5 separate regions of the Homo sapiens genome follow, and all the other regions are linked to region 1. A link is an interaction called in ENCODE POLR2A ChIA-PET data of the cell type or tissue named here. Cell type or tissue: OCI-LY7. All regions are shown on one strand. Links, peaks and the distances in the headings refer to the core of each region. The heading gives the core; the rest is flanking DNA. Region 1 overlaps PACS1 (phosphofurin acidic cluster sorting protein 1). Region 2 overlaps PACS1 (phosphofurin acidic cluster sorting protein 1). Region 3 overlaps GAL3ST3 (galactose-3-O-sulfotransferase 3). Region 4 overlaps B4GAT1-DT (B4GAT1 divergent transcript). Region 5 overlaps EHD1 (EH domain containing 1).

Region 1 (6,119 bases), core at 343-5,342:
TTTTGTTTACCTACCCACTTCTTGGGCAGATGACTTTTCTTTTAATTTCCAGTTCTCCTAGCTACCTGCTGACTCATCCCAGACGTACTTACATTCCTGTTTCTGAATCAGTTCCAACATCCTTTGGGTCTCTTGTCCTCAATCTCTAGTTGGCAAAACATCTTTCTAATTGCAGGGTTATTGGTTATCTTCAGATATGCTATTGGAACTTACTTACCATCAAGGCTAGTTGGGTCTCCACCTCAAAGACTAAGTATCTCCAAACAGATACTTTTACAACGTAACAAGCAAGGAAAAAAAATGTTTGCAGCACATGTAGTTTGACAAGAAGACATAAGAGTATATTTTAAACTCTCAGTTCCTTTCGGTATGATGACTTGTATACTTTGATCAGACTTCCTCTTCAGAAGTTGTAGTCTTTATGTTTAGGATTCCTCCTGTTCCTGTTAATACAGCAGCTGAACTGAAAGCTGTATAGAGATTTGATGAATAGTTGACTGTCTCGTGATCAAACTCTTGCTCTGACATTAATATACTTTATTTAGTATCAAGTCTAATTTTCATCTTTTATTTTTCCTCCCTTTAGTTCACAGAATCACCCAGTCCTTTCTTCCTTTATTAATACATTATTTTGCAAGTGATATATGACCACAGCCTCATAAAGTACTCAAGCAAACACATAGGGTATGATGTGAAAGTGCCACTGAAGCTCTTTTGCATCTCTCCACCTCCCCAGACAAAAATACGATTAAGAGTTCGGCAGACATTCTTCCAGATCTTTTCCTAAGCATTGACATAGGACATGTGTACAGATACATAGACATTGTTTACGTAAGCAGAATCACTATGAGTTGTTCAGCTTGTTTTTTTTTCACATAAAAACGTATCTTGGGGGCTGGGTGCGGTGTCTCACGCCTGTAATCCCAGCACTTTGGGAGGCCGAGGCGGGCGGATCACAAGGTCAAGAGATCGAGACCATCCTGGCTAACACGGTGAAACCCCGTCTCTACTAAAAATACAAAAAATTAGCCGGGAGTAGTGGCGGACGCCTATAGTCACAGCTACTCGGGAGGCTGAGGCAGGGAAATGGCATGAACCCAGGAGGCAGAGGTTGCAGTGAGCTGAGATCCCACCACTGCACTCCAGCCTGGGCGACAGAGCAAGACTCCGCCTCAAAAAAAAAAAAAAAAGTACCTTGGGGATTTTTCTGTTTTTGTACTTACAGGCCTATCTCATACTTTTTAATGGCTGCTTAGTATGCCATAGAATAGAGAAAACACAGTTTATTTAACTAATCCTACTAAATGGACATTTATTTCTAATTTTCACTCTAATAGTCAAAAAATGAATTTAGAAAATGCAAATAATTTGTGTTTTTAGGGTCTTTCATTTCTTATTTAGTTATATAATTATTCTAGCTTTTAAAAAAGCTTATTAGGGTGGGAAGTGCCTCACTGATACTGTAATGTTAGAACTACACTGAAAACTTTGTTTCAGAAGAAAAAGTTGAATGTAAGTTCTCTGTGACTGCGGACTTCATTAGCATTGTGTCTTCAGGGCTTTCTTTTTAGGTATGATTATAAACCAAAAGCACTATAAGTGGTTACATAATTTTCTTACAGTTTGTATACCTCATTCAAAAGAAGCATACATCTCTAAGGATTAGAACTAGAACCATAAGCCAGGTGTGGTGGCTCACACTTGTAATCCCAGCACTTTAGTAGGCTGAGGTGGGAGGATCATTTGCACCCAGGAGTCAGAGACCAGCCTGGGTAACATAGGGAGACCCCATCTCTACAAAAAAAAAATACAAAAATTAGCCGGGCATGCTGGCTCATGGCTGTGGTCCCAGCTACTTGGGAGGCTGCGGTGGGAGGATTGCTTGAGCCTGGGAGGTCAAGGCTGCAGTGAGCTGTGATTGTGCCACTGCACTCCAGCCCAGGTAATAGAGCGAGACCCTATCTCAAAAAAAAAAAAAAAAAAAAACTAGAACAGTGACCTTTGGTTGTAACATGATCAGCAGTTGGTTATAATGAGTGCTTTAAATTAATGTTTTCCCATGGAGCTGGAGCCAAGCATTTGTGAAAAATGTTTTTTCTCTCTCCCTTTTTCAGTTTGAAATCCTGCTAATACACTAATTTCTGTGGAACTTTCTACCAGCCTCTACTGGTGACCAGCAGTTGCTGGTTTATTAGCACTCAAAATATTTAAAACAAGCAAGAAACCTGTCTTTCCATCTCCTTGCCCTGTATATGGAGATGCACAAATATGGAAAATTCTGATGTTTAAGCAGAATTAGTTATATTTCAGGTAGATGGATTTGAATCTTTCAAAACCCCACATGAGGTAAGTATATTTCTTCAGCCCTGCTTTTCAGCAAATAGTGGGACTGCAGAGCAGGCTGACATTTGTCTTAGCTACCCAAGAAGGACCAAAATTGCCTTCCTGTTAGGTTTTGCCTGCATGTTTAGTTATGAGACAGCCTGAGACCCTGTTTTTCTTTCGTATTAGCTGACCTCGGTATTAACCTCACCTTCCCTCCTCCCCTTCTTTTTTTGGTTTCTGGTTTTCCTTTTCAATTTGTTACAAGTACGCTTAAAGCACGAAGGCGTTGCAGTTGTTAGAGATTATTTTGTTCTCTGGCGGTTTCAGTTATCTTGACTTTAAGCTTTCTTCCTCTTAGACAAATAATATAGGCAGCTGTCATATCTGAGGGTTTTAAATTCTTGTTAACCTTTTAACTTATTGTGATTAAGATGAATTTGAAAAGAAAGCCATTTCCTCTATTTAAGAATTGCCTTGGCAAGAAGTTGGAAATCCTAGAACCTTGTTGCAAAGGAATGTGTCGCTATTTGTTATGAATGAGTCTGGTTGGGTCCAGTGAAACCTTCCTATTGCTAATGTGCAATTAGGTATCTTCAGTGAGGGAGAGACTGTCCTCTAAGCAAAGCAGCTAAAGCTCCAGGGGCAAAGGGCAGAGCGAATAAGCAGGGGCCTGGGTCATCTATTTTGTTCTCTGGCCTGAAAGCATTTGACTGCTCATCTCACATCCCTTCTTTGCCCTCAGTCGTTAGATATTAGGTCTACTGTGGTTGAATGAGACTGTCTACAAAAGGGTTCCAGTGCTCACCAAAAGCTGTTTGTAAATACGAAGTATTACATATTATCTTTCCTAAGGTTGTGAGAACCTAGAAGAACTGCCTTTGATTAATGCTAGAAAACAGCTCTTATGAGACATAAAGTTCATTTAATAATCCCACAAATGCTTACGAGCAACTATTCTATACCAGGCAGTTTTCTAGCTTTTTGGAAATAGAGTGGTGAACAAAATAGATGAACATCTCTGCCTTCATAGAACTTAGATTCTAGCTGGGCACAGTGGCTCACGCCTGTAATCCCAGCACTTTGGCTGAGGCAGGTGGATTACTTGAGCTCAGGAGTTCAAGACCAGCCTGGGCAACATGTTGAAATCACATCTCTACCAAAAATACAAGATATTAGCCAGGCGTGGTGGTGTGTGTCTGTGGTCCCAGCTACTCATAAGACTGGGGTGAGAGGATCACTTGAGCCTGGGAGGTGGAGTTTGCAGTGAGCTAAGATCGTGCAACTGCACTCCAGCCTGGGTGACCAAGTGAGACTCCATCTCAAAAACAAAAAAAAAAACAACTCAGATTCTAGTTGGGGAGACATATACTAAATAAGATAACACAAATAAAGGGCAGTATATAGTGAATTCAGTAGGGACAAATGCTGGGTAGAAAAAACTAAGCAGGGGAAGAAGACAGGAAGTGTCAGGAGTAGTACTGTGGCTTTATTATTATAAATTGTTTCCTTTTAAAAACGATGTGTATTATGCATTAAAGCATTGCTCTGAGAAGGGGTCCTCTGACTTCTCCAGACTGCCAAAGGGACCCTGGCATTGAAAGGGTTAAGGAGGCTGGGCGCAGTGGTTCACACCTGTAATCCCAGCACTTTGGGAGGCCTAGGTGGATAGATCACTTGAGGTCAGGAGTTTGAAGCCAGCCTAGCCAACATGGTGAAATCGTGTCTCTCCTAAAAATACAAACATTAGCTGGGCATGGTGGCGGGCACCTGTAATCCCAGCTACTCAGGAGGCTGAGTCAAGAGAATCGCTTGAACCCAGGAGGAGAGGTTGCAGTGAGCCGAGATCGCACCACTGCACTCTAGACTGGGCAATAAGAGGAAAACTCCATCTCAAAAAAAAAAAAAAGAGAGAAAAGAAAGAAAAAGAAAAGGTTAAGGACCCCTCATTAGAGTTACAAGACCAGCCCTCAACATGTGATTAAAAGATGTTTGTTATGGCCGGGCGTGGTGGCCCATGCCTGTAATCCCAGCACTTTGGGAGGCCGAGGCAGGCGGATCACCTGAGGTCGGGAGTTCGCGACCAGCCTGACCAACATGGAGAAACCCCATCTCTACTAAAAATACAAAATTAGCTGGGCATAGTGGCGCATGCCTGTAATTCCAGCTACTTGGGAGGCTGAGGCAGGAGAATTGCTTGAACCCAGGAGGTGAGGTTGCAGTGAGCCGAGATTGCGCCATTGCACTCCAGCCTGGGCAACAAGAGTGAAATGCCATCTCAAAAAAAAAGAAAAAAAAAAGATGTTTGTTTCCTCTTTGATGCTTTATGTGATAATGATGCGGTAGACTTTCCACATATCTCCCTATTATATCTGGTAATTGTGGCTTTAAATTATTTGAAGCTGTCATTCACTTTTGAGACTAGTGTTTGTAGGATGTTTTTTCCATTTGTGTTCTGTAGAACCCCAGGGTACCCTGAAGCCTTTTTGGCACATGTGGGGGTCATTTTAAACGTATGTTTGGATTATTCATCTACGTTAGTCTAAACAAGTAATCAGATGCCTGGCTTTGAGGTAGGTATAAGTAAAGAGAATAGACTAAGGGGTTGGTGCATATTTATGGAACATAAACAGCATAGATGGTTAACAGATGCTACACACAGGTGAACCACTGATTTAACCTGTTATGTGTATGCCATTGAGCCACTATCAAGACCTTGAGCTGCTACCTAGTGTCTGTATAAAGATAAGAATTTCCAGCCAGGGGCCGGGCGCTGTGGCTCATGCCTATAATCCGGGCACTTTGGGAGGCTGAGGCAGTAGGATTGCTTGAGCCCAGGAGCTCAAGACCACCCTAGGCAACATAAGGAGACCTTGTCTCTGCAAAAAATGAAAATATCAGCCAGATGTGGTTGTGTGCACTGGTAGTCCCAGCTCCTTGGGAGGCTGAGGTGGGAGGATCACTTGAGCCTGGGAAGTCAAGGCTGCAGTGAGCCATGATTGTGCCACTGTACTCCAGCCTGAGTGACAGAGTGAGATCTTGTCTCTAAAATATAAATAAATAAAAAGGATATTTTCTAGGCCAGGCGTGGTAGCTCACGCCTGTAATCCCAGCACTTTGGGAGGCTGAAGTGGACCAATCACCTGAGCTCAGGAGTTTAAGACCAGCCTGGGCTTAGGCAACATGGCGAAACCCCATGTCTACAAAAAAAAAAAAAAAAAAAAAAAGAAAGAAAAAGAAAAAAAGATATTCTGAGCTTATTTTCTCGTTATTTCCTTCTCTCCCTTCCCAAATATTTTTTTGAGCATCTGTGTCAGCTAGGAATACAGAAACTAAAAAACATTGCTTGCCCTTGTGACTGGGGAGATATAGACAATTGAATAATCAACCACAACATGTTATAGTAAGTGCTAAGATAAAGGTAGGCACAAGTGTCAGGGAAAACACAGAAGTGGGATGCCTGAGCTGAGTGGGAGTGGGGGTGGCCCAAGAAGGCTTCCTGAACCAGTGGCACCAGATGGACAAGGGAGAGGCCCCCTACTCCCTGCTTGTCCTCTGCTCTCTTCTGACCGGTAGCGTTAATACTTCTTTGGTTTAATGCAGGATCACCAGACTCTGTGGCCCACGACCTGTTTTTGTGTAGCCCATAAGACATACCTTTCTAAGTACTATAGCTGAAAAACATCAAAAGAGTAGTAATATTTTGTGACATGTGAAAATTATATGAAATTCAAATTTCTGTCTGTAAACCTCACTGGAACACAGCCATGCTCATTCGTTTGTATATGGTCTGTGGC
Region 2 (6,119 bases), core at 702-5,701, 89 kb after region 1:
GAATTTTACCAAACATTTAAGAAGAACTGTTTCAAAAAATAGAGAATAATTCCAGACTCAATCTATGAAACCAATATTCCTCTGATACCAAAACCAAAGAAAGTGACAGGGCAGTATCTCTGATGACCACTGATACAAAAATCATCAAGAAAATACTAGCAGAGTTCAGCAACACATTAAAAACATCATTCATCATGACCAAGTGAGATCCCAGGGATGTGCAAGGATGGTTCAGCATACACAAATCAATTAATGTGATACATCATATCAACAGAATGAAGGACAAAACCCATGTGATAATCTCAATTGATGCCAAATGGCTGGGTGTTGTGGCTCCCACCTGTAATCCCAGCACTTTGGGAGGCCAAGGTAGATGGATCGCTTGAGGCCAAGAATTTGAGACCAGCCTGGGCAACATGGCAAAACCTCATCTCTAGGAAAAAAAAAAAAAAAAATATATATATATATATATATATATATATATATATATATATTCTGAAAAAGCATTTGATAAAATTCAACAAGGCTTCATGATAAAAATCCTCAAAAAATGGGTATAAAAGAAACATACCTCAACACAATAAAAGCCATATATGACAGACCTATCACTTGTATCAGACTGAACGGAGAAAAACTGAAAGCCTTTCCTTTAAGATCTGGAACAAGACAAGGATCATCACTTTCACCACTGTTATTCAGTATAGTACTGGAAGTCCTAACTAGAGCAGTCAGGCAAGAGAAAGAAATAAAGGCATCCAGATTGGAAAGGAAGAAATCAAATTATCCTTGTTTGCAAATGATATGCTCTTCTATGTGGAAAAACCTACACTTCACAAAATAACTATTAGAACTGATAAAATCAGTGAAGTTGCAGGATACAAAATCAACATACAGAAAATAGGTAGCATTTCTATATGTCAACAGTGAACAATCTGAAAAAGAAATCAAGAAAGTAATCCCATTTACAAGAGCTACAAATAAGATACCTAGGAATAAACTTAACCAAAGAAGTGAAATATCTCTATATTAAAAACTGTAAAACATTGATGCAAGAAATCTAAATAGACACACAAAAAATGGAAAGATATTCCATATTCATGGATTGGAAGAATCAATATTGTTAAAATGTCCATACCACCCAAAGCAATCTACAGATTCAATGCAATCCCTATCAAAATACCAATGACATTCTTCACAGAAATAGAAAAAAAAAATCCTAAAATGTATATGGAACCACAGAAGACCCAGAATAGCCAAAGCCATCCTGAGCACAAAGAACAAAATTAGAGAAATCACATTATCTGACTTCAAATTATACTACAGAACTATAGTAACCAAAACAGCATGGTGCTGGCATAAAAACAAACACCTACACCAATGGAAGAGAATAGATAATCTAGCAATAAATCCATACATCTACAGTGAACTAATTTTCAACAAAGGTGCCAAGAACATACACTGGGGAAAGGACAATCTCTTCAATAAATGATGCTGGGAAAACTGGATATCTATATGCAGAGGAATTAAACTAGACTGTTGTCTCTCACTATATACAAAAATCAGATAAAAATTGACTGGAGACTTAACTCTAATACCTGAAACTATGACACTACTAAAAGAAAACATTTTTCCAACTGCTTTGGCCACTAAAATAATAAAAATAAAAGAAAACATTGGGGAAACTCTCCAGGAAATTGATCTGGGCAGAGATTTCTTGTGTAATACCTGGCACTGGCAACCAAAGCAAAAATGGACAAATGGGATCACATCAAGTTAAAAAGCTTCTGGGCCAGGCACGGTGGCTCATGCCTGTAATCCCAGCACTTTGAGAGGCCAACAAGGGATCCCTTGTCCATCTGACAAGGGATTAATAACCAGACTATATAAGGAGCTCAAACAACTCAGGAAAATATCTAATAATCCGATTAAGAAATGGGCAAACGATCTGAATAGACATCTCTCAAAAGAAGACCTACAAGTGGCAAACAGGCATATGAAAGGGTATGTAACATCATTAATTGTCAGAGAAATGCTAATCAAAACTACAATGAGATATCATCTCACCCCAGTTAAAATGGCTTTTATCCAAAAGACAGGCAATAGTGAATCCTGGTGAGGATGTAGAGAAAAGGGAACCCTCGTACACTGTTGGTAGGAATGTAAGTTAGTATAGCGAATATGGAAAATAGTATGGAGTTTCCTCAAAAAACCAAAATAGTCCCATGTAGCACTATTCACAATAGCCAAGATTTGGAAGCACCTAAGTGTCCATCAACAGACAAACTGATAAAGAAAATGTGGTACATATACACAATGGAGTACTATGCAGCCATAAAAAAGAATGAGTTCCTGTCATTTGCAATAACATGGATGGAACTGGAGGACATTATGTTAAATGAAATAAGCCAGGTACAGAAAGACATACTTTGAATGTTCTCACTTACTTCTGGGAGTTAAAAATTAAAGTCATGGAGATAGTCTAATGATGGTTACCACAGGCTCATATGGGCAGTCGGGCAGTGATGATAGTTAATGGATACAAAAACATAGAATGAATAAGACCTGGTATTTGGCCAAGCATGGTGGCTCACGCCTGTAATCCTAGCACTTTGGGAGGCTGAGGTAGGAAGATTCCTTGAGTCCAGTAGTTTGAGACCAGCCTGAGCACCATAGTGAAACCCCATCTCTATTTTTTAAAAACTTTTTTTTTTTTGAAACGGAGTTTCACTCTTGTTGCCTAGGCTGCAGTGCAATGGCGCAATCTCAGCTCACTGCAACCTCCACCTCCCAGGTTCAAGCGATTCTCCTACCTCAGCCTCCCAAGTAGCTGGGATTACAGGTGTGCACCATCATGCCCAGCTAAATTTTGTATTTTTAGTAGAGACTGGGTTTCACCATGTTGCCCAGGCTGGTCTTGAACTCCTGACCTCAGGTGATCTGCCCGCCTCAGCGTCCCAAAGTGCTGGGATTACAGGCATGAGCCACCACGCCCAGCCAAAACAATTATTTTAATTATAAAAATTTTTTTAATGTTTTAAAGATCTGATATTTGATAGTGCAACAGGACGATTACAGTCAATGATAATTTATAGTACATTTAAAAATAACTAAAAGTATAATTGGAATATTTGTAACATAAATAAATGATAAATGCTTGAGGCGATGGATACCCAATATAACCTGATGTGATTATTACATGTTGTATGCCTGTACCAAAATGTCTTATGTACCCCATAAATATATATGCCATGTACCCATAAAAATTATTAGTTAAAAATTGAAATAAAGAATAAATGAAAAATAACAGCTTATTTTCAGACATCCAAGAAACCCCAACAAATTTCCTCAAATATCACTACAATACTCTTAATTTTTTTTTTTTTTTTTTGAGAATGGGATCTCACTATGTTGCCCAGGCAGCTCTTATACTCCTGGGCTCAAGCTATCCTTCCACCTCTGCCTCCTTAAGTGCTGGGATTACAGGCATGAGCCACCACATTCAGCAATAATACTGTTAAATATCTATATGATAAGAATTTTTGGTTTAAATAAGAAGCATTTAAAACAGCAGTAACCTGGCCGGTCACGGTGGTTCATGTCTGTAAATCCCAGCACTTGGGAGGCCAAGGCAGGTGGATCACCTGAGGTCAGGAGTTCAAGACCAGCCTGGGCGACATGGTCAAACCCCATCTCTACTAAAAATACAAAAATTAGCCCGGCATTTTGGCACATGCCTGTAGTGCCAGCCACTGGGGAGGCTGAGGCAGGAGAATCGCTTGAGCCTGGGAGGCGGAGGTTGCAATGAGTTAAGATTGCACCACTGCACTCCAGCCTGTGCAACAGAGTGAGACTCTGTCTCAAAATAATAATAATAAAACACCAGTAACCTAATTTTTAAAATAATATTAATATTGGATATTTTAATGTGCTATGTTACTTTAGTATTAAATATAAATGGTTTTGCTTCTATACTGCAAAAGAAGATATACTGTTATATAGATAAACAAATGATACAAAAGTATATTAAAAATAATTTTGAAATTGGACCCTGGTTGGTAGTGCCCCAGGCACCTGGAAGAAGCAAATACTGGAACCCATGAAAGCTAAACCCCTGGGGAAGGGTAGTAAAGATGAGGACAGTAGTGCACCATGCTTGAAAGGGCTGGGCTGGGCTGGGCCTGGCTGCGATCCCGTGACACACTGCACTCCGCATCCTGCTACCTGCACACGCAGATTACTTCTAGCGAATTTGAAATTCAGATAGTGAATTTGGGATACAAAGTTTTACAGGTATTTAGAGCACATACTTGGGTGGTGAGAGTTCATATAATCATATAATGAGGCTACTGCTGTTGGAAGGTGATGTCCTATAGTGACAATAACTAAGATAAAGGGGACCGAGAGGGCTGGGGTGGAGGAAGTTAACGGATTCCCTACGGTGGTCACGGTAGACCTGGTTGAGAAGATGACATTTACCCAAAGACTTTGAGGGAGGTGAGGGCCATGCAGGTATCTGGAGGAAGAGCCTTCCAGGCAGAGGGAAGACCCAGGACCAGGCCCTCAGGCCTTCATATTCTGTGAATATATGCTCTGAGCTGAGAAATCTTAAAAGAACCCTAAGCACTGATTACTTTTTTCAACTTTTATTTTGGAAAAATCTCAAACGTGCAAAAGTAGACGAAGTAGTTTACAATTCCCTCGAACCCCTTACTAAGCTGCAGTTGTTATCAACTTATGGCCAGTCTCGTTTCGTCTGTGTCCCCACTGTTTCCCTTCACCAGTGTTATTTTGAGGCAATCCGTACATCATAACATTTCACCCACAAATATGTCGATATGTATTTCAAAAATGTAGGCAGTATATTTAAACAAAACCTCGATACCATTATCACACCTTGGCCAGACGCGGTGGCTCATGCCTGTAATACCAGCACTTTGGGAGGCCAAGGGGAGCGGATAACTTGAGATCAGGAGTTCAAGGCCAGCCTGGCCAACATGATAAAACCTCATCTCTACTAAAAATACAAAAATTAGCTGGGCGTGATGGCACTCACCTGTAATCCCAGCTACTCAAGAGGCTAAGGCAAGAGAGTCGCTTGAACCTGGGAGGCGGAGATTGCAGTGAGCCGAGATCACACTACTGTACTCCAGCCTAGTCGACAGAGCAAGACTCTATCTAAAATAACAAAAACCTTAATATCACAAAATCAGTGTTCAAATTTCCAGTTGTGGCATGAATCTCATAAATGTGTGGGTCTTGTGGGAGAGAGTGGCTGTTGGTTTTGCTTTTTATAGTTTATTTGATGCATTCGGTCTTCAGTTGCCACTATAGCACTCGAGCTTCCGGGTGTCCTGAGGCCCTGGCCTGTGTGCGGGCTGGCTGTGTGCTTCTGCTGATGTTATTTTATTTTTGCTGTTTTTTGAGACAGAGTCTCGTTCTGTTGCCCAGGCTGGAGTGCAGTGATATAATCTTGGCTTTTGTTTTGTTTTGTTTTTTTTTGAGACGGAGTCTCGCTCTGTTGCCCAGGCTGGAGTGCAATGATATGATCTTGGCTTATTCCAACATCTGCCTCCTAGGCTGAAATGATTCTCCCACACAGCCTCCTGAGTAGCTGGGATTACAAGTGCACGCCACTATGCCTGGCTAATTTTTGTATTTTTCGTAGAGACGAGGTTTCCCAGTGTTGCCCAGGCTGGTCTTGAAGTCCTGAGCTCAGGTGATCCGCCCACCTCAGCCTCCCAAAGTGCCGGGATTACAGGTGCCACCACACCCAGGCTTCTGCTGATTTTATACCCAGCCTTCCCCCTATGGCCATTACCCATAGGCAGCATCGCTATATAATGACATAACCATCAGGGCTCCACTTCCTTGGTCTCATTTTGGCCTCATGAGTGGCTGAGGCGTTTTTCCATGTGTGGAGTTTTCCCCTAAGGGTCAGCACCGCGGCATAGTACCATTTCAACAGAAACAGCTCCCAGAGTAATCACAGCTTTGCTGAAGACACGTGAGAGATGAGCAGCTCAAAAATTTGTCATTAATTATAAACAGGGATGAGTGTGGGGCTCAAATCTGTAATCCCAGCACTTTGGGAGGCAGTGGCAGGAAGATTACTTGAGCCG
Region 3 (6,119 bases), core at 491-5,490, 71 kb before region 1:
CCAGGCCCCCATCCTCATGGGTCCAGCCACAGCTCCTCCTGGGCATCCGTTTCATCCTCAAATGTGGGGAATCCGGCTTCTATGACTGACATACAACTCGCACATTTTAAAGATGTTTTATTAAAAAAAAGAAAAACCAACCAAACAAAAATCCCAACCCAAGAACTCTTGGTTCTGGGAGACTGGGAGCAGCTTAGGTCTGTGGGGAGGGTAGAACCTGGAAGACAGAAAAGTATAGGGAGCCTCAAGCCCTGGGAGGGAGAGCAAGAGCAGCCTTTCCCTAGGGCTGAGCCTCTCTCCATGGGGCCTGGGCTTATCCACTTGGAAAAGACAGGTTGTGGGGGCTCAGCCCCCAGAAAAAGGCAGGGTGAGCAGTTCTGGACAGCCCTCAGGCCTCTTGTCAAAATCACCAACCAGCTGGGAAGGAGAGGGTGGCCCAGCGCTGGATCCAGCCTATCAGCGCCGTGCCCGAAGGCAAGGTTCAGCCCACGATCGGGAGCGGGGGCTCAGATAGGGAGGCGTACCCCAAAGTTCAGCGAGGGACTCAAGCCCCTTGAAAAGAAAGGGCTCTCATGGGGGCAGGACATGGAGGCAGCCCCTGGCTGGACTCCTGGGAGGGCAGGGCAGGACCCATACTCCTGGAGGCCTGCGGAGCTCAGGGACCTTGAGGGCCGCGAGGCAGCACTCGGATGGGCCGAGGCGGGGGATTGTCCAGGACGGGCTCGGGCCGAGCCCGCGCACCGCCCCGGCGCTTCTGCTTGCGCAACAGGTAGTTCGAGTACTGGACCTCGGGCATGGCCAGCTTGAGGCAGGCCTCGGTGGCCGGGCCGGCGCCGCCGCCGGGCAGGTCATAGCCCATAATGTCCACCTTGCGGCTGGGCTGCCACGGCTGCAGCTGCTTGGTGCGGATCTGCGCGGCAGGCCGCAGCAGTGGCTCGTCCCCGAAGCAGCGCCGCAGTAGGCGCTGGCGGGCCTCGCGCAGCTCGCGCGCCTCGCGCTCCACGCACGCGCGGCCCGCGCGCGCCACGTGGCGCCAGAAGGTGGCGTTGAAGTGGTCGTAGAGGCCGGCGTCCAGGGCGTTCCAGGTGCGCGCCGCCCGCGCCAGCGCCGCGGGGATGGCGGCCAGGCGCGAGCTGGCGGCGCGCGCGTTGAGCTTGGCGTAGAGCACGTCGTCCAGGTCCCAGGCCAGTAGGCGCCGCAGCAGCACTAGCGACTCGTCGAAGTACTCGGCGATCATGACGAGCGAGAAAACCTCCTCCACCTGGCGGATGAGGCCCGCCAGGTAGGCGGCGTCGTCGCGCGGGCTGCGCTCATTGTCGCCGCCCAGGTCGTAGGCCAGCGTGTTGTGTGCGAACATGGCGAAGTGCTCGCCAGCGCGGTAGTATGCCTCGGGCGCGCGCAGGAAGGCCTCGAGCGAGGCGTTGGGTACGCGCCGGAAGGCCGGGCAGTACTGGTTGTAGTAGCTGAAGAGCGACTCGAACATGGCGGCCGGCTCGCGCAGGATGGTGACATAGACGGTGCTGGGCGGCATGAGGCGCTCCAGCTCCGCACGGTCGAAGCGCAGGTGGCTGGCCAGCACGTGCGGCGGCCGCGTGGCCGGGTGCACGAAGTGCGCCGAGAAGTTGCGGGGGTAGCAGAACTGGTGCTCGCAGCTCGGGTGCGGCAGGGCCACCGTCAGGTTGTGGCGCTCGGCAAAGCGAAACAGGATGTTCTGCACCGTCGTGCCTGCCGTCTTGTGAGTCTTCAGGAAGGCCACAGTCATGTGCTTGGGGCGCGGCGGCGAGTTCCGCAGAGGAGGGCAGCTCAAGGGGAACAGCTTGGGGTACCTGCCAGGCCCAGGGAGTGTGCGGAGAGGAGGGTGTGAGGGGGCTGCCGCTTGACCCCTGCCCTTACCCAAGGACTGTGGGATGCCCCACAGCGCGGCCCCGCCTGGGCTGCACTCATGGAAAGGTCGAGGGCGGTGCTTGGTAGCCTCTAAGATGCCCTCTATGATCCCTGCTGCCCTCCTGGTATTCATGCCCTTGAGTATTCCCCTCACCTGAGTTAGGCTGGACTTATCATTGCATCTAAAGAAGAGAAGAGGGCAGAAATGATGGGATGTCACTTCTTAAATTTCATCATAGAAAGACTGTGGCTGGCTAGTATCTTGGTGTCTTTCACTCAATCTGGGATGACAGATGATGGGGGAAGCAAGCTGCCATATAGTGGGCAGCCCTATAGGGAGCTACCACTAAGTGGGAAAAGCCCACAAGGACCTAAGGCCCTCAGTCCACCAGCCGGCTTGAAGACCTGAAGCCTGTCAAAACCACGTGAGTGAGCTTGGAAGCTGATCCCTTCCAATCAAGCCTTCGGATGAGACTGCATCACCAGCAAACACCTTGGTTGCAACCCCATGAAAGACCTTGGTCCAGAAGTTCCCAGTAAGCCACACCTGGCTTCCTGACCCAAAATAACAGATGTTTGTGTTTTCAGCTGCTAAGCTTTAAGATAATTTGTTTATGTAGAAATAAATAAGGGACAAAGACCCCTGGAGATCTTTGAGGAATCCCACTTTGTATATGTAGAAACTGAGGGCCAAAAGGAGAACAATCACTTACACAAAGTCTGGAGACGACTCACATGGTCACTAAATCCTTTTGCTCTTTCTCATTTTTACTCTTTAACTGGCTCCTCACTTTGTAGATGGTTGGCACTGGGCTTTGCAGCAACCCATTGTTATGTTTCTCTTGAGGCTTCTAAAGCCTCATTAATTCAGTCATCAAATATTTTTTGGGTGTCCACTATGTGCCAGGTTAATGCTAGGTTCAAGAAATACAGTAATATACAAAAACAATCCTAGCCCTCGTGAAGCTTTCATTTCTGTTGCTTCATTCTTAAAACATGGGTGTTTGGGATTTCAAACCAAATTATCTGGCAAGGGGGGCTGGGCGCATTCACACCATTCTCAGGGGCAGACAGTGTAGAAAATGGGGACATGAAGTCTCCGAGAGGTGCAGGGATTTGTTGGGTTCACACAGTGAGTCAGGAGTAGGGTTGGGGTTCCCATGAATCACATGGTATCCTGTGTGAGGGTGACTGGCTGTGTCACACATATCATGTCTCACTTTATAGATGAGAAAACGGGGGCTCGGAGAAGTGAGGGGACTTGGCCTTGCCCAGCACTACGGAAGTTGTGAGAAGTTGTTTCCACTGGGGAAATGCTTAGCTGCATGCTGTGGGGAGTTGAGCTGGATTCGGATCTCAGCTAACTGATTCTGTAACTTTGAGCAAGTCACTCAGCCCTTTCATTGAAGAGCAGTCCCTGTCCAGGGAGGCTGTGTGGCCCTAAAGGGAAAGCACTTTCAGAATAGAGGGGAGGAGCAAAGCCTAGCAGGACCCTTCTAGCAGGTGGAAGAATGGGGAGGGGAGCTCCGGCCCCCCTGGGGCCCCGCCCCCTTACCAGCTGAGCTGCGCCCCCTGGTGGATGAGAAGGCTTACGGTGCTGCACCCTAGCACCAGCAGCAGGATTTTCCGGCGGCTCATCATCTTGGTGGCCTGCTGCAGGCGCTGGAGGATGGGTGGCATGGCGGAGTACCCACCCCTGGACCAGCCAGGGCCTCACTATCCAGGACTCCCTTCACAGGCACTCATGGGGGATCCTGCGGCTCTGGTAGCAGGGCCAGTGTTCCCGAGAAGCCTGGCAGAAGAAGGCAGACGGGTTTGCAGTGGGCAGAGGAGATGGGATCTGGCCCCCAGCAGGTCTGATGCAAAGAGCTCCAACAGGTGGGGTAAGCAGAGAGGCCAGGGCAGATCGGATTCCTACCTCCCGTTATCAAGACCCTATCTCCTCACTGCTCCAGATAACTTAGTCTTGGGTGGAATTACAGGGTCTGGGGTGTAGCCAGCCCTTCAGGCTGTAGCCACTCCCATCCCTCAGCCCTGTCTCTGTCTCTCTGCCTGCTCCTAACTCGTCTTTGTCTCATGGTTATTTGTACATGTCTCCCCAGTGGAGTGGCTTTAGCGCCAGGGCTTGGCTCAGAACATAGAGGTCTCAACTCAAAGTTTCCTCTCCTCCAGGACTCCTTGCCCAATTGCTTTAGCCCAGGGTTGGTCCTGACTCCCCAGAGAAACCGAGCTCCTCGGAAACACTGATCAGGCCTTCACCTCCTTGGATCGATATGGCTTTGAGTCGATACTGCAGGCTTACTCTATGTACTGTATTATTACATACTTAATCCCATTTAGTCCTCACCACAGCCCTGACCTAGGTATTATTCCCACTGTATAGATAAGGAAACTGAGGCTCTAAGAGATTATATCACTTGTCCATAGCTACACAGCTGGTAACAGTAGAAATGAGATTCATACCTGCTGTTTCTGGCTCCAAAGTCCATGCCCTTAGACACTGTATATGCTATTTCTGTAGAGAACTGGTTTCCCCAACCTTGCCCTAGACTCTGGCAATTCTGCATCCTTCTGAGTCCTGAGCGCTCCTAGCTGGGCTCCTGCCCTGAGGGCCCAAGACTGAGAAATTCATGAGGGAAAGGAAGGTCTTGAAATCCTGGAGCCCTATCTGGATTCCATCCCCAGACACCTGAAACCCAGGCGGCCCCATCAGCTGACTCTGCAGGGAAAAGTGCCTGACCAAAGCAATGAGATGGCAGCCTGGGCGGGGTGTGGGTTGGGTAAGAGGTGGCTCCTGCTTGTTGCCCTACGGAGGATCTCCAGGAGAAGGTGAGCTTCCATCCCAGGTAAGCCCAGGAGTAAGAGAGGGGAGGAGGGCTTGGTCACACACAAGTCTCCTTTCCCCACAGGAATGCCTTGGCTTAAGGGCAGCCCAATCCTGGGCAGCTCCCGTGGAAAGTCCACTTCAGCAGTGATGCCTGTCCCCAAGCTAGGGTGGGGCCTCAGTCTCCAGGTTCAAGTTTAGCTTCAGCCCTCACACATATCCTTCTCCACGGGGGAGGGGGAGCCTGGAACCTGATGGGCATGTGCATGTGGAACTAGGACACCTGGGTCCCAGGAGGGGTAAGGTAATATGAAAACCCTTTTGATCATCACCTTTTCTGGGAGCCCTGGGCTTGGCTTCCAGTCTCTCTTCTTGACCCTGCTCCCTTAATCCTGGATTACATTTAAACCTGTTTGGGTGGAAAGATGTTCTGTTTATGCCTCCCCTTCTCTCTAGGCCTTATCGCTGCTTCCCTCCACCTGCCTGCAGACAGACTTAATCCGGCCGGAGCCAAGGGTAAAGGGTCCAGCCACAGAGGGTAACCAAGGGCACAGCAGAGGAAGTCTAAGGCCCTCCCTGTCTCTTCAAGGATTGCTGGGGCAGAGAAGGGCTGGCCTGGCCTGGCTGGGGCTGCTTGCAGGAGGAAGTGAGAGCCCTTGGCCCTCTAAGGATACACACCTTTTTCCTCTGTCACTCCTGCTGCTTAGAGAACTTGGTGATTAGACAGAAGTGTCCCAAGATGGGAAGAGGGGAGTCTACATCCACCTTTGCTAAACTTGCAGAAACCACCCTATTTCTCAGAGGATTCAGGGTCAGCCAAGGAAGTCAAGCCTAGCTATGGGGGACCTTTCCCGAGGGCAGAGCTTCTACTGGCCGCACAGAGAGAGTGACAGGTGCCTGGTATCCCCCTCTGTCCCACTCTTGGGCCTTTCCCCACTTCCCTACATGGCTGAGCTCTGGGGAGCTAGCCAGGCCCCAGTCTGAGGCCTGCTTAGGGACAGGGGACAGGGCATCCTCAGTGCAGGAATTCCCTGGACACCAGCCCCTGAAGGCGGGCACCAGCTTCTGTATGGCCACTGTCAATGACAGGGTGTTCATCACCTCCTGATACAGCCTGGTCCATTTCTGAGCAACTTACAGCTTGTTCAGGTTCTTTCCGGGACAGCCAGGATTACCCTGCCAGTGGTAGCACCTGCTTCGGCCTGCCCCTTACACCTCCCATTCTGCACTCTTGGTAGTGCTGCCCTCCTAGAGCACATAGAACATTTTTCTCCATGACAGACCTTCAGGTATTTGGAAGCAGTAACCCTGTCTCCTCTGGGTGGGCACTCGGCCAGGCTAAACATTCCAGGTCCTGAGAGAGGGTGCTGCTCGGACACTGTGGGAGGCCTGCCTTCCCTTGGCAATTTGA
Region 4 (6,119 bases), core at 382-5,381, 240 kb after region 1:
TTGCACACTACACTGTTATAGGATTGTTGTTAATTCTTTTTGTTTTGTTTTGTTTTGTTTTGTTTGTGACAGAGTCTCGCTCTGTCACCCAGGCTGGAGTGCAGTGGCATGATCTCGGCTCACTGCAACCTCTGCCTCCTGGGTTCCAGCGATTCTCCCGTCTCAGCCTCCAGAGTAGCTGGGATTACAGGTGTGCGCCACCATGCCTGGCTAATTTTTGTATTTTTACTAGAGACGAGGTTTCACCATGTTGCAGGCTGGTCTCAAACTCCTGACCTCAGGTGATCTGCCCTCATCCGCCTCCCAAAGTGCTGGGATTACGGGCATGAGGCACCGCGCCCAGCCGGATTGATGTTAATTCTTTAAGTGATTGGTAGAATTCACTTGTGAAGCCATCTGGTCCTGGGATTTTCTTTGTTGGGAGGTTTTTGATTACAGATTAAATCTGGTTACTTGTTATAGGTCTGTTCAGATTTCCTGTTTCTTCTTGCATCAGTTTTGGTAGTTTGTGTGTTTTCAGGAATTTGTCCATTTCATCTGATTTGTTAGCATACAGTTATTCATAGTATTCTCTTATAGTCCTTTTTACTTCTGGGTAAAGGCATACCTCACTTTTTTTTTTTTTTTTTAGATGGAGTCTCGCTCTGTTGCCCAGGCTGGAGTACAGTGGTGCAATCTAGGCTCACTGCAAGCTCCACCTCCCGGGTTCACGCCGTTCTTTTGCCTCAGCCTCCCATGTAGCTGGGACTACAGGTGCCTGCCACCACGCCTGGCTAATTTTTTTGTATTTTTAGTAGAAACGGGGTTTCATCCTGTTAGCCAGGATGGTTGCAATCTCCTAACCTTGTGATCCACCCCCCTCCGCCTCCCAAAGTGCTGGGATTACAGGCGTGAGCCACCACGCCCAGCCAGGCATACCTCACTTTATTGCACTTTGGTTTATTGCACGTCACAGATAATTGCATTTTTTTTTTTTTACAGATTGAAGGTGGCGGGTTCCTGTAGTCCCAGCTACTCAGGAGGCTGAGGCAGGAGAATGGCATGAACCCGGGAGGCAGAGCTTGCAGTGAGCCGAGATCGTGCCACTGCACTCCAGCCTGGGTGACAGAGCGAAACTCCGTCTCAAAAAAAAAAAAAAATCAGTAAGTGTTGTGTGTGTGCTGACTGCTCCACCGACTGACTGTTCTCCCCTTCCTCATACCTCCCTATTTCCTGAAACACAAAAATATTGAAATTAGGCTGATAATTCTATGTTGGCCTCTAAGTGTTCAAGTGAAAGGAAGAGTTGCACTTCTCTCATTTTAAATCAAAAGCTAGAAATGATTACACATAGTGAGGAAGGCATGGTAAACACTGTGATAGGCTGAAAGCTAGGCCTCTTGTGCCAAATGGTCAGCCAAGTTGTGAATGCAAAGGAAAAGTTCTTGAAGGAATTAAAAGTGCTACCCCAGTGAACACACAAAAGATAAGAAAGTGAGGCCGAGCGTCGTGACTCACGCTTGTAATCCCAGCACTTCAAGAGGCCAAGGCAGGCAGATCCCCTTGAGCCCAGGAGTTTGAGAACAGCCTGGGCAACATGGCGAAACCCCGTCTCTACTAAAAATACAAAAAAATCGCCAGCCATGGTGGCGCATACCTGTAGTCCCAGCTACTCAGGAGGCTGAGGCGGGAGAATCACCTGAACCCAGAGGTCTAGGCTGCAGTGAGCCATGATCATGCCACTGCACTGGAGACCTTGGAATACGCTGATGACTTTGAAGGGTTCAAGACTTCAGTGGAGGAAGTAACTGCAAATATGATGGAAATAGCAAGAGAACTAGAATTAGAAGTTGAGTCTGAAGATGTAACTGAATTGCTGCGATATCATGAGAAAACTTGAATGGATGAGGAGTTGCTTCTTCTGGATCATCAAAGTGGTTTCTTCAGATAGAATCTACTCCTGGCAAGGATGCGGTGAACATTGATAAATGACAACAAGGATTTAGAATATTATGTAAACTTAATTGATAAAGTAGCTGTAGGATTTGAGAGGATTGACTTTAATTTTGAAAGAACTTCTACTGTGGGTAAAATGTTATCAAACAGCATCGCATGTTAGAGAGAAATCTTGCATGAAAGGATCAATCAGTGCAGCAAATTTCATCGTTGCCTTATTTTAAGAAATTGGCACAGCCACCCCCATCTTCAGCAACTACCATCCTGATCAGTCAGCAGCTATCAACATCGAGGCAAGACCCTCCACCAGCAAAAAGATTACAACTTGCTAAAGGTTTCAGGATTATGACTTACTGAAGGTTCCGGTGATCACTAGCATTTTTAAGCAATAAGGTTTTTTTTTTTTCTTTTTTCTTTTGAGATGGAGTCTTGCTCTGTTGCCCAGGCTGGAGTGCAGTGGCGAGATCTCAGCTCACTGCAACCTCCACCTCCCAGGTTCAAGTGATTCTCCTGCCTCAGCCTCCCGAGTAGCTGAGATTACAGGCACGCATCACCATGCCCAGCTAATTTTTGTATTTTTAGTAGAGACGGGGTTTCTCCATGTTGGCCAGGCTGGTCTCAAACTCCTGACCTCAGGTGATCTGCCCTAGCCCACCATGGCCTCCCAAAGTGCTGGGATTACAGGTGTGAGACACCGCACCCAGCCACAATAAATATTTTTAATTAAGGTATATACATTGTTTTTTAGACACAATGCTATTGCATACTTAATAGACTACAATGTAGCATAAGCATAACTTTTTTTTTTGAGACAGAGTCTTGCTGGAGTGCAATCCTGCGATCTCAGCTCACTGCAACCTCCGCCTCCCTGATTCAAGCAATTCTCCTGCCTCAGCCTCCCGAGTAGCTGGGATTACAGGCACCTGCCACCACGCCCAGCTAATTTTTGTATTTTTAGAAGAGACAGGGTTTCACCATGTTGGTCAGGCTGGTATCAAACTCCTGACCTCAGTTGATCTACCCGCCTCGCCTCCCAAAGTGCTGGGATTACAGGCATGAGCCACCGCGCCCGGCCAAGCATAACTTTTATATGCACCGGGAAACCCCAAGTTATTGCAATATTTGCTTTATTGCAGTGGTCTGAAACCAAACCTGCAATATGTTTTAGGTGTGCCTATAATTGGTAGTAATATTACCACTTGCATTTCTTAGTATTAGATTTTAGTACCTTAAAGGCTTCTCTCTATTTTTCTTAGTCAATCTAGTTAAAGGTGTGTCAGTTTTGTTGATCGTTTCAAAGAACCAACTTTTGGTTTCATTAATTTTCTCTATTGCTTTTTTCCCTCCATTTTGTTTGTCTTTAATCTTTAGTATTTCTTTCCTTCTGCTACCTTTGAGTGTAGTTTGCTCTTCTTTTACTAGTTCCTTAAGTTATTTATTTATTTATTTATTTTTGAGACGGAGTCTTGCTCTGTTGCCAGGCTGGAGTGCAGTGGTGCAATCTCGGCTCACTGCACTGCAACCTCCACCTCCCGCGTTCAAGTGATTTTCTTGCCTCAGCCTCCCAAGTAGCTGGGACTACAGGGGTGTGCCACCACGACCAGCTAATTTTTGTATTTTTAGAAGAGACAGGATTTCACCATGTTGCCCAGGATGGTTTCAATCTCTTGACCTCGTGATCTGCCCACCTTGGCCTCCCAAAGTGCTGGGATTACAAGTGTGAGCCACTGCGCCTGACCCCTAGTTCCTTAAGTTCTAAAGTCAGGTTATTGTTCTGAGATCTTCTTTTTTAACGTAGGCATTTATAGCTATAAATTTCCCTCTAAGCACTGCTCTTACTGCATCCTGCAAGTTTTGCTATGTTGTATTTTCGTTTGCATTTATCTCAAAGTATTTCCTAATTTCCCTTTTGATGTCTTTGACTCATTAATTTTTAAGAATATGTTGTTTAATTTTTACGTATCTGTGAATTTTCCAGCTTTTCTTCTGTTGTTGATTTCCAGTTTCATTCCACTGTGATCAGAAAAGACCCTTTATATGATTTCAGTCTTTTAAAATTTATTGAGACTGTTTCGTGACCTAACATAGGATCTGTCCTGGAGAATATTTCACAAGCACTTGAGGTTATATATTCTTTTGTTTATAGGTAGAGTATTCTATATATGTCTGTTGTGGTTTTGGATCTAAAGTGAGTCTCTTATAGACAGTTTATAGTTGAATCACTTTTTGTTTAATTAATTAATTTTGAGACAGGGTCTTGCTCTGTCACCTAGGCTGGAGTGCAATGGCACAATTACGGCTTACTGTAGCCTCTACTGCCTAGGCTCAATCAATCCTTCCACTTCAGCCTCCTGAGTAGCTGGGACTAAAGGCGCACGCCACCATGTGTGCCTAATTTTTAAATTTTTTGTGTAGACATGAGGTCTTGCCATGTTACCTGGGTTGGTCTCAAGCTCCTGGGCTAAAGTAATCTGCCCTCCTTGACCTCCCAAAGTGCTGGGATTACAGGCGTGAGCCACTGTAATCCCAGTTGAATCATTTTTTTTTTTTTTGAGACGGAGTTTCGCTCTTGTTGCCCAGGCTGGAGTGCGATGGTGCCATCTTGGCTCACTGAAACCTCCACCCCCCGAGTTTAAGCGATTCTCTTACCTCAGCCTCCCAAGTAGCTGGGATTACAGGCATGCGCCACCATGCCTGGCTAATTTTGTATTTTTAGTGGAGATGGGGTTTCCCCATGTTGGTTAGGCTGGTCTCGAACTCCCAACCTCAGGTGATCCGCCCGCCTCAGCCTTCTAAAGTGCTGGGATTGGCGGGGCGCAGTGGCTCATGCCTGTAATCCCAGCACTTTGGGAGGCTGAGGCGGGTGGATCATGAGGTCAGGAGATCGAGACCATCCTGGCCAACATGGTGAAACCCCATCTCTACTAAAAATGATACAAAAAATTAGCCGGGCGTGGTGGCGGGCGCCTGTAGTCCCAGCTACTCAAGAGGCTGAGGCAGGAGAATGGCGTGAACCCGGGAGGCGGAACTTGCAGTGAGCCGAGATCGCGCCACTACACTCCAGCCTGGGCGACAGAGCGAGACTCCGTCTCAAAAAGAAAAAAACAAACAAAAAAATTAAGTGCTGGGATTACGGGCGTGAGCCACTGCGCCCGGCCCTAGTTGAATCATTTTTAAAATCCATTCTTGAGCCAGGCACGGTGGTTTATACCTATAATCCCAGCACTTTGGGAAGCTGAGGCAGGAGGATTGCTTGAGCTCTAGGAGTTTGAGACCAGCCTGGGCAGAGAGATCCTGCCTCTAAAAAAAAAATTTTTTTAAATCCATTCTGACAATCTTGCCTTTTAATTGGAGAGTTGAGTCAATTCCATTTCAAGTAATTACTGAGGCTGGGCGCAGTGGCTCACGCCTGTAATCCCAGCACTTTGGGAGGCCAAGGTGGGCACATCACTTGAGGCCAGGAGTTTAAGACCAGTCTGACCAACATGGTGAAACCCCGTCTCTAATAAAAATACAAAAAGTAGCCGGGTGTGGTGGTGCACACTTGTAGTCCCAGGTACTTGGGAAACTGAGGCAGGGGAATTGCTTGAACCTAGAAAGCGGAGGTTGCAGTGAGCCGAGATCACACCACTGTACTCCATCCTGAGCGACGGAGTGAGACTCTGTTTAAAAAAAAAAAAAAAGTAATTACTGATAAGGAAAGACTTACTTGTGCCATTTTGCTATTTGTTTTCTACGTCTTGTATCTTTTCGTTCCTCATTTCCTCCATTAATGCCTTCCTTTTTTAAAAGATAGGGTCTTGTTCTGTTGCCCAGACTGAAGTATAGCAGTGCAGTCACAACTTGCTGCAGGCTTGAACTCCTGGCCTCAAATGATTATCCTGCCTCAGCCTTCCAAGTACCTAAGACTACAGGCATGTACCACCATGTGTCTTGCTATTTTATTTTATTTTATTTTTATTTTTGTGGAGACGGAGTCTTGCTATGTTGCCCAGGCTGGTCTCGAACTCCTGGCCTCAAGGGATCCTCCCGCCTTGGCCTTCCAAAGTGCTGGGATTACAGGTGTGAGCCACCACACCTGGACTTCTTGAGTCTTTTATGAGCATGCATCTTGCCCTGCATGTATATGGCTTTCTCAATTCCCTCATATTTGAGGGAGCTTTTCAGTTCCCCAGAGAATGTCT
Region 5 (6,119 bases), core at 730-5,729, 1.2 Mb before region 1:
ACCACGCAACTGGTCGGCAGCCCCTGGAGCCAAGGGCACCACCCCTGCCGGACCCAGCTGCCCTTTGGAATGCCCTTATCAGTCACACAGGCAGCACTCAAGAATGAACGCAGCCCCCAGAGGCCACCTTTCTCTGCTGACACAGGAGAACGGTATCTTTAAAGTCACTCAGATTAGCACACAGGCAAAGGCAGCCCAAGAGACCCCAACCCGGCCCCCTTCTCGTCCCTGAGGCAGTCCTCAGGGGTCCCTGACAGAGCCTGGCTGCATCCTGACTGCTTTGGGCCTGCACCAGCCCACCTTATCTTTTCAGACCGTGTTTCCTGCACACATTAGGACCATGGGGAAAGGGGAAAAAAAGTCAGGAGGGGCCAGGCGGGGCCAGACGGGGTGGGAAATGGAAGTAAATGCAATTAGCAACCCCAATGTCCATCCACGGCCTCCACAAGGACATGTTTCCAGGGAACGGGCTGGCAGGCCAGGGGAGGCGTGTTGTGCTGGGGCCCTGGTGCGTGCTCTGCCGGCCCCATCTTTCCGAGAGGGAAACACCTGCTTTCCACGCCACCAGCAAAGGCAGTAGCAGGTGGCCAGCCCTGCCGGGAACGCACTGCTCCACTCCGACCTCCTCCGCTGGACAGGCCACACGGGCCTTTCCATGACTGACGGGCGGGGCCTCCAGGAAACAGAAATCCACTCCTCCTGTGTACACCTAGCGGGGCTCATCCTGGAGTTTACACCCAGCACCTCCAAGAGGTACTGAGCGATGGTCTTTCTCCTGACAATAAAACACCATCATTCAAACCCTAACCAGGTAACTTTTAGTAAAACACATCTAAACCAAGGCCTCTAGGGCTATGGAGGAAAAGAAATGGTCTAGTAAAATCGGTTTGATCTTCTGCTACTTCACAGCAGGAAACCCCTCCTCCAATCAGCGTGATGTGCTTCTCTTTCAGCCACCGGCTCCTTCCTGCCCATAATGGGTAGAGATGACCTTCTGTGGATATAGGGGAGCCTGGCCTCTCAGGGATGCAGAGGGGCCACACTTTGCACCTGGAGGGGAGAGGGAGGCCACACAGGCAGAGCAGGGCAGCACACTGACAGCAGCCTCATGTCCTGCTGGCTTGTTCCTCCAACCTGTTGTCTGCACAGGCAACTCCAGGGCAGGGACCACAAGGCAACACCTACGTCCACCCCTTGCTCCCAATCAAAACGCCATGCTGTGTCTGCAGATCCACTGATATGGAGCATACACTTTGGTGCTTGTCCCAGAGACAGCCAGTGTAGACACCTCTGCCTGCCTCTTTCCTACCAGGGAAAGGAAGCAGAGGGAGTGGGAGGTGGGGAGGGAGCATCTCAGAGGGCAGGGGCCAAGGCAAGCAACACAAGACATACAACCCCAGCCGAGCATGATGGCCCGCGCCTGTGGGCCCAGCTACTCGGGAGACTAAGGTGGAAGGATCACTTGAGCCCAGGAGTTCAAGGCTGTGATGATGCTTTGAGAGGCCGAAGCGGGCAGATCACCTGAGGTCAGGAGTTCAAGACCAGCCTGGCCAACATGGCGAAACCCCATATCTACTAAAAATATAAAAATTAGCCAGGCGTGGTGGCATGCACCTGTAATCCCAGCTACTCAGGAGGCTAAGGTGGGAGGATCGCTTGAACCAGGGAGGAGGAGGTTGTAGTGAACCGAGATCATGCCACTGCACTCCAGCCTGGGCGATAGAGCGACACTCTGTCTCAAAAAAATAAAAGAGTAACTTAATCAGATTTTCTGACCTTGCTTTGGCAAATGACAGGGCTTTTGCTTATCCGGCATTTACTAAAACTAGGTTGGAACAACAATAGCAGTAAGAAATAAAAATACTAGCCCTCGCTTTTTTTTTTTTTTAAAGGGGTCTCCAAATCTACTCCCTTAACTCCTAGGTGCATCACTGTCACCAGGGGTGGGAGAATCTAACAGCTTAACTGGCAGCTCTGAAACCAGATGAGGGCCAGTGATTTCAGTACGCTCTGATGCAGTCCCACACGGGCAAGGCCCGCAAGGCTGGAAGGAAAGAGAAGCAAGGTTTCTCAGCTCCAAGAACAGAGTCCCCATGCCCTCACAGCCCTAGCAGAGAGACATGTGCACCCCAAATCCTAGCTGCCGGCTTTGACTGCAAGGCTCACCCAGCAAAGGCCAGTCCAGAGGGTAAGGGACACGGGAAGGATCTGCAAGTTAATCATCAACAAACTTGCTCACTTGTCCTCAACCCCTCTTTGAGTTTGATCTTATTTCATTTTCACATTTGGAGCTGTAGACTCCACTCCTCACCTGCCAGGTACCAGCCTACCCTCAAGCTCCTCCCAGAAAGCATCAGGCCCCAAAGCGCCCCACCCGTCTGTGAAAAAGGGGCAGTGACAGATGGAGGACCCAGTTCAGGCTCATCCTGAACCAGATCTTCAAAAGAGCTTGGCAGAATCTAGGCAGGAGTTTACACAATTGGAATGGGCACGGTGCACTACTGCATAGCAAGAAGGCCTCAGCCAGGGAGGCTGCTGTCAACCTCTAAGCAAATGTAAGCAAATTTCCACCAGCCCGTTTCATGAATTTCTACCAGCTTCTCCTTTTGCTTGGCTCTCTCTCAGTCCTGCTGGACGTGTGAGGAATGTATATGGCTTTGGGGGGCAAAGGCTGTTAAACACAGACTAAAGCTAATAAGCTCTGGGGACCAGGGGCTTGTTCAGAGTCAGCAATGCTTCCTGCACCCTCACAGCATGGCCCGATTCTGATCCTGTTGTTTCCAGCATGCCCCAGGGGTTCAAAAGCATGACAGCCACATAAGATTGGCTGTGGTCTCACCATGGCTGCTCCCATTGCCTAGGCCCAGGGAGCCAAGAAAGAAAGCAGCTCCCGCCCTCTCAGTGCACAGAGCACTGTGGAGATGGGAGGCTGATGTAAAATGGGTTCTTACTCGGACACTTTTTTTTTTTTTTCTGAGACGGAGTCTCGCTGTCGCCCAGCCTGCAGTGCAGTGGCGCGATCTCGGCTCACTGCAAGCTCTACCTCCTGGGTTCACGCTATTCTCCTGCCTCAGCCTCCCGAGTAGCTGGGACTACAGGCGCCCACCAACACGCCCAGCTAATTTTTTCTATTTTTTAGTAGAGATGGGGTTTCACTGTGTTAGCCAGGATGGTCTCAATCTCCTGACCTCGTGATCCGCCCACCTCGGCCTCCCAAAGTGCTGGGATTACAAGTGTGAGCCACCGTGCCCGGCCACATTTTTTTTTTTAGAAAGGCTGAGACTGGAAGAAATCTCGAGGGCAGCCAGGTGTGGCGGCTCACGCCTGTAATCCCAGCACTTTGGGAGGCCAAGGCGGGCAGATCATGAGGTCAGGAGTTCGAGACCAGCCTGGCCAATATAGTGAAACCCCATCTCTACGAAAAATACAAAAATTAGCCGGGCGTGGTGGCACATGCCCGTAGTCCCAGCTACTCAGGAGGCTGAGGCAGGAGAATCGCTTGAACCCAGGAGGCAGAGGTTGCAGTGAGCTGAGATCGCGCCACTGCACTCCAGCCTGGGTGACAGAGTAAGACTCCGTCAAAAAAAAAAAAAAAAAAAAGGAGAAATCTCAAGGGCAGCATCTGAACCAAGTTGCAGATCTTAGAGAGAAGGATGTGTGACAACACCAGCAGCCCGAGCTGTGGTCACAGCTGTTTACCTCTGCTGATCCGCTGCTTCTCTCCAGACAGGATCCCGGGGGTGTCGATGATGCTGATGCTGTCCAGGACGGGGTTGGGCAGCTGGGCACACATGAACCTACATGAGAGCAAGAGCCAGAAGAGAGGCGTCAAGACACAGTCATCACTGCTCCGGACACAACAAAGGGCTCTCTGTACTCCTTCGCTCCATCTCTGGCTTCCTCTCCAGCAGCGGGGAACTGACAGGTGGTTTTCTATCGTCTTAGTTTCCCGGGGTGGCCGGCAAATCGTATGGACTTTCTCAACTGGGAATGCAACCAGCAGGCTCAAACTGACCCAAATCAGCACTTCCTCACACACTTTTCCCCTAGAGTTTGAGAGGTCAACTTTCAAGCTGCTGACTTGTTAGTGAAAACTGTGCAAGCCTAGGTCACCATTCAGTTCGGAGGGGAAGCAGAAGGTCACGCTGGGGCGCTGAAATCCCATCTCAGAATCCTCCAGCACTTGGCTAAATCTCCACACTGAAGAGAGCTGGCCGCTTCCTACTGCTGCTAGGGCCAGCCCTGCCCTTTCAACCAGCCGCTTGGGTGAGGGAATTGAAATGGACGGCTGGCAAAAGCTGGGGACCACACAGGCTGGTAGACGGTGGGACGGAGAAGCACAGACGCGCCATTCTCTGAAAGTCCGAGCAGGCTGAGGAAGAACAAAGCCGTGGAGAGGCTGGCGACTTGCGGGCCAGGGCTCAGCCACGCATATCTGAGTTTCACACTAAGCTTAGAACAGCCCAGAAAGGCAAGGGGCAGTCTCAGTTGAGAGCAGGGATCCTTCACTGGACGCAGAAAAAGCTCCTTTGAAAAGTTCTCTGAAAGGCCAGGCGTGGTGGCTCACGCCTGTAATCCTAGTACTTTGGGAGGCCAAGGCAGGCAGATCACTTGAGGTCAGGAGTTCACGACCAGCCTGGCCAACATGGTGAAACTCCATCTCTACCCAAAATAGAAAAATTAGCTGGGCATGGTGGCACGCGCCTGTAGTCCCAGCTACTCGGCAGGCTGAGGCAGGAGAATTGCTCGAACCCAGGAGGTGGAGCTTGCAGTGAGCCGAAATTGTGCGCCACTGCACTCCAGCCTGTGCAACAGAGCGAGACTCTGTCTCAAAAAAACAAACAAAAAACTTCTCTGAAAAAGGTAGTGAGAGCAAAGAAAAGACTGACCCATTATCTGTAGGACACAGACTTGAAGCTGCCTTTCCAACAGACGGGAGGACTCTGAGCCGATCAGCTTCTCCCTTTGGCCCCATCCCCCAGTGACCAGGGGCCCACGGGCAGAGGGCAGCTGGCCAGGGCAAGGGGTGCTCTGCAAGGCAGTGGAGCAAGACCAGCTGACCTGCAGGGCGAGCAAAACGTGGGCCTCACTCTCGCCAGTGCCAGTAGCAATGCATGAAGGCCAGTCCTGGCCTTCCTGCTGGGGACAGGAGGCGCTGGAGAGATGATTACAGAATAGAAGGATGGGAAGCAGAATTGGCTCTGGGAAATCACATACATAAAAATGCCTCATAAATGAGCCCAGAAAGTGAGTTAATATCTATAGGACCCAGAAACCAGTTGCTCTGCAGAGCCCAGGGTATATGGCAGAAAACAAGAAAGGGGAAGCAGCAAAGATGCCTCCGATTCCATCTCACCAAGAACGCACAGGTTTCATCTCGCACAAGTGGCAGTCCCAGTTATGCAATAAGTTTTTGCAAGACACTCTTAAGACACCCTGACTGCACCTTGCCTTGGTCTGCTCCAGCTGATTTTATTCTTAGAGCAGCCACATAGGGGGAGAAGGCCGGCAAGTCAAGTTCACGACTCAATGAGTCTCTTCAAGACTCAGCTGGGAGAGGCTGTATCAGCCAGAGAAAAGCCTCCTTTGTTGCACCCTCCTCGCCGGGCTCACTCCCCACACTACACATCCTGGCACAGCTCTGGGCCTCAGCGTGGGCTGATAGGGCCCTTTCGGCAGGGCCATCAGTGATCAGGGATCCTCTGGAGATGAGGTGGCAGCAAGAAGGAAATAAACGTGTGCCACCTCTCAGATCCTGTGGCACCAATGTCATCAAAGCACCGGTCTCGGACAAAGCAATCTCGAATTGCTCTTTTTCGGGTAGAAGCAGCAGAAAGCAGTAACTGGCTGTGCAAAAGCCAGGCAGTCAGTGCTGGCTGACCTAATGGGTGACTTCCACACATCAGCCAGACCCTCTGAACCTCGGTTTCCTGAACCAGTCAGGTGGGGGCTGCCAAGATGATGTCTAAGATCCTTCCAGCTCTGAAACTCTAGGCTTCCAAATTCAGAAAACTGGTCCTGTGCCATGTCTCTCCTTTCAAAAAAGGTGTGCCCTCACAAGGAAAGTGAAGAGGACTCCGCCTCTTCAGGACCCTTAGCCCAAAGGGCTGCACTCAACC

Evidence for each region. Peaks named below come from ENCODE experiments on the same cell type or tissue, not always from the same donor. Only the 100,000 strongest peaks of a DNase experiment are listed, where the experiment ranks them.
Region 2: POLR2A ChIA-PET joins it to region 1 with 5 read pairs; 5 of 35 experiments call an interaction of 5 or more read pairs at or near these places.
Region 3: POLR2A ChIA-PET joins it to region 1 with 5 read pairs; 21 of 35 experiments call an interaction of 5 or more read pairs at or near these places.
Region 4: POLR2A ChIA-PET joins it to region 1 with 6 read pairs; 2 of 35 experiments call an interaction of 5 or more read pairs at or near these places.
Region 5: POLR2A ChIA-PET joins it to region 1 with 11 read pairs; 1 of 35 experiments calls an interaction of 5 or more read pairs at or near these places.

The regions. Positions count from the first base shown.
Region 1 is chr11:66,113,244-66,119,362 of GRCh38, forward strand. The region is part of intron 1 of PACS1 (phosphofurin acidic cluster sorting protein 1); the gene reads left to right. Among named protein-coding and RNA genes, the nearest start is that of PACS1, 46 kb to the left of the region's middle. RefSeq lists an enhancer at 87-176. In OCI-LY7, for the core only: no CTCF peak of the experiment used is centred there; DNase peaks (open chromatin) are centred at 420 and 2,468; H3K4me3 peaks cover 3,309 bases; H3K27ac peaks cover 3,643 bases.
Region 2 is chr11:66,202,289-66,208,407 of GRCh38, forward strand. All of the region lies in intron 2 of PACS1 (phosphofurin acidic cluster sorting protein 1), which reads left to right. Among named protein-coding and RNA genes, the nearest start is that of KLC2, 52 kb to the right of the region's middle. In OCI-LY7, for the core only: no CTCF peak of the experiment used is centred there; no DNase peak of the experiment used is centred there.
Region 3 is chr11:66,041,852-66,047,970 of GRCh38, forward strand. GAL3ST3 (galactose-3-O-sulfotransferase 3) reads right to left here. Exons shown (of 3, transcript NM_033036.3): 2 at 3,440-3,676; 3 at 1-1,826. The coding sequence starts at 3,564. The coding sequence ends at 656. Among named protein-coding and RNA genes, the nearest start is that of GAL3ST3, 4.2 kb to the right of the region's middle. RefSeq lists a silencer at 3,432-3,481 and an enhancer at 3,592-3,791. In OCI-LY7, for the core only: CTCF peaks have their summits at 3,446 (motif pointing left) and 3,654; a DNase peak (open chromatin) is centred at 3,460; H3K4me3 peaks cover 452 bases.
Region 4 is chr11:66,352,474-66,358,592 of GRCh38, forward strand. All of the region lies in intron 1 of B4GAT1-DT (B4GAT1 divergent transcript), which reads left to right. Among named protein-coding and RNA genes, the nearest start is that of TRS-GCT3-1, 7.4 kb to the left of the region's middle. In OCI-LY7, for the core only: no CTCF peak of the experiment used is centred there; no DNase peak of the experiment used is centred there.
Region 5 is chr11:64,870,722-64,876,840 of GRCh38, forward strand. It overlaps EHD1 (EH domain containing 1), which reads right to left. Exons shown (of 5, transcript NM_006795.4): 2 at 3,700-3,797. Among named protein-coding and RNA genes, the nearest start is that of MIR10392, 4.8 kb to the right of the region's middle. RefSeq lists enhancers at 867-956, 6,037-6,119 and a silencer at 3,015-3,205. In OCI-LY7, for the core only: no CTCF peak of the experiment used is centred there; DNase peaks (open chromatin) are centred at 936, 2,560, 3,670 and 5,430; H3K4me3 peaks cover 4,257 bases; H3K27ac peaks cover 5,000 bases.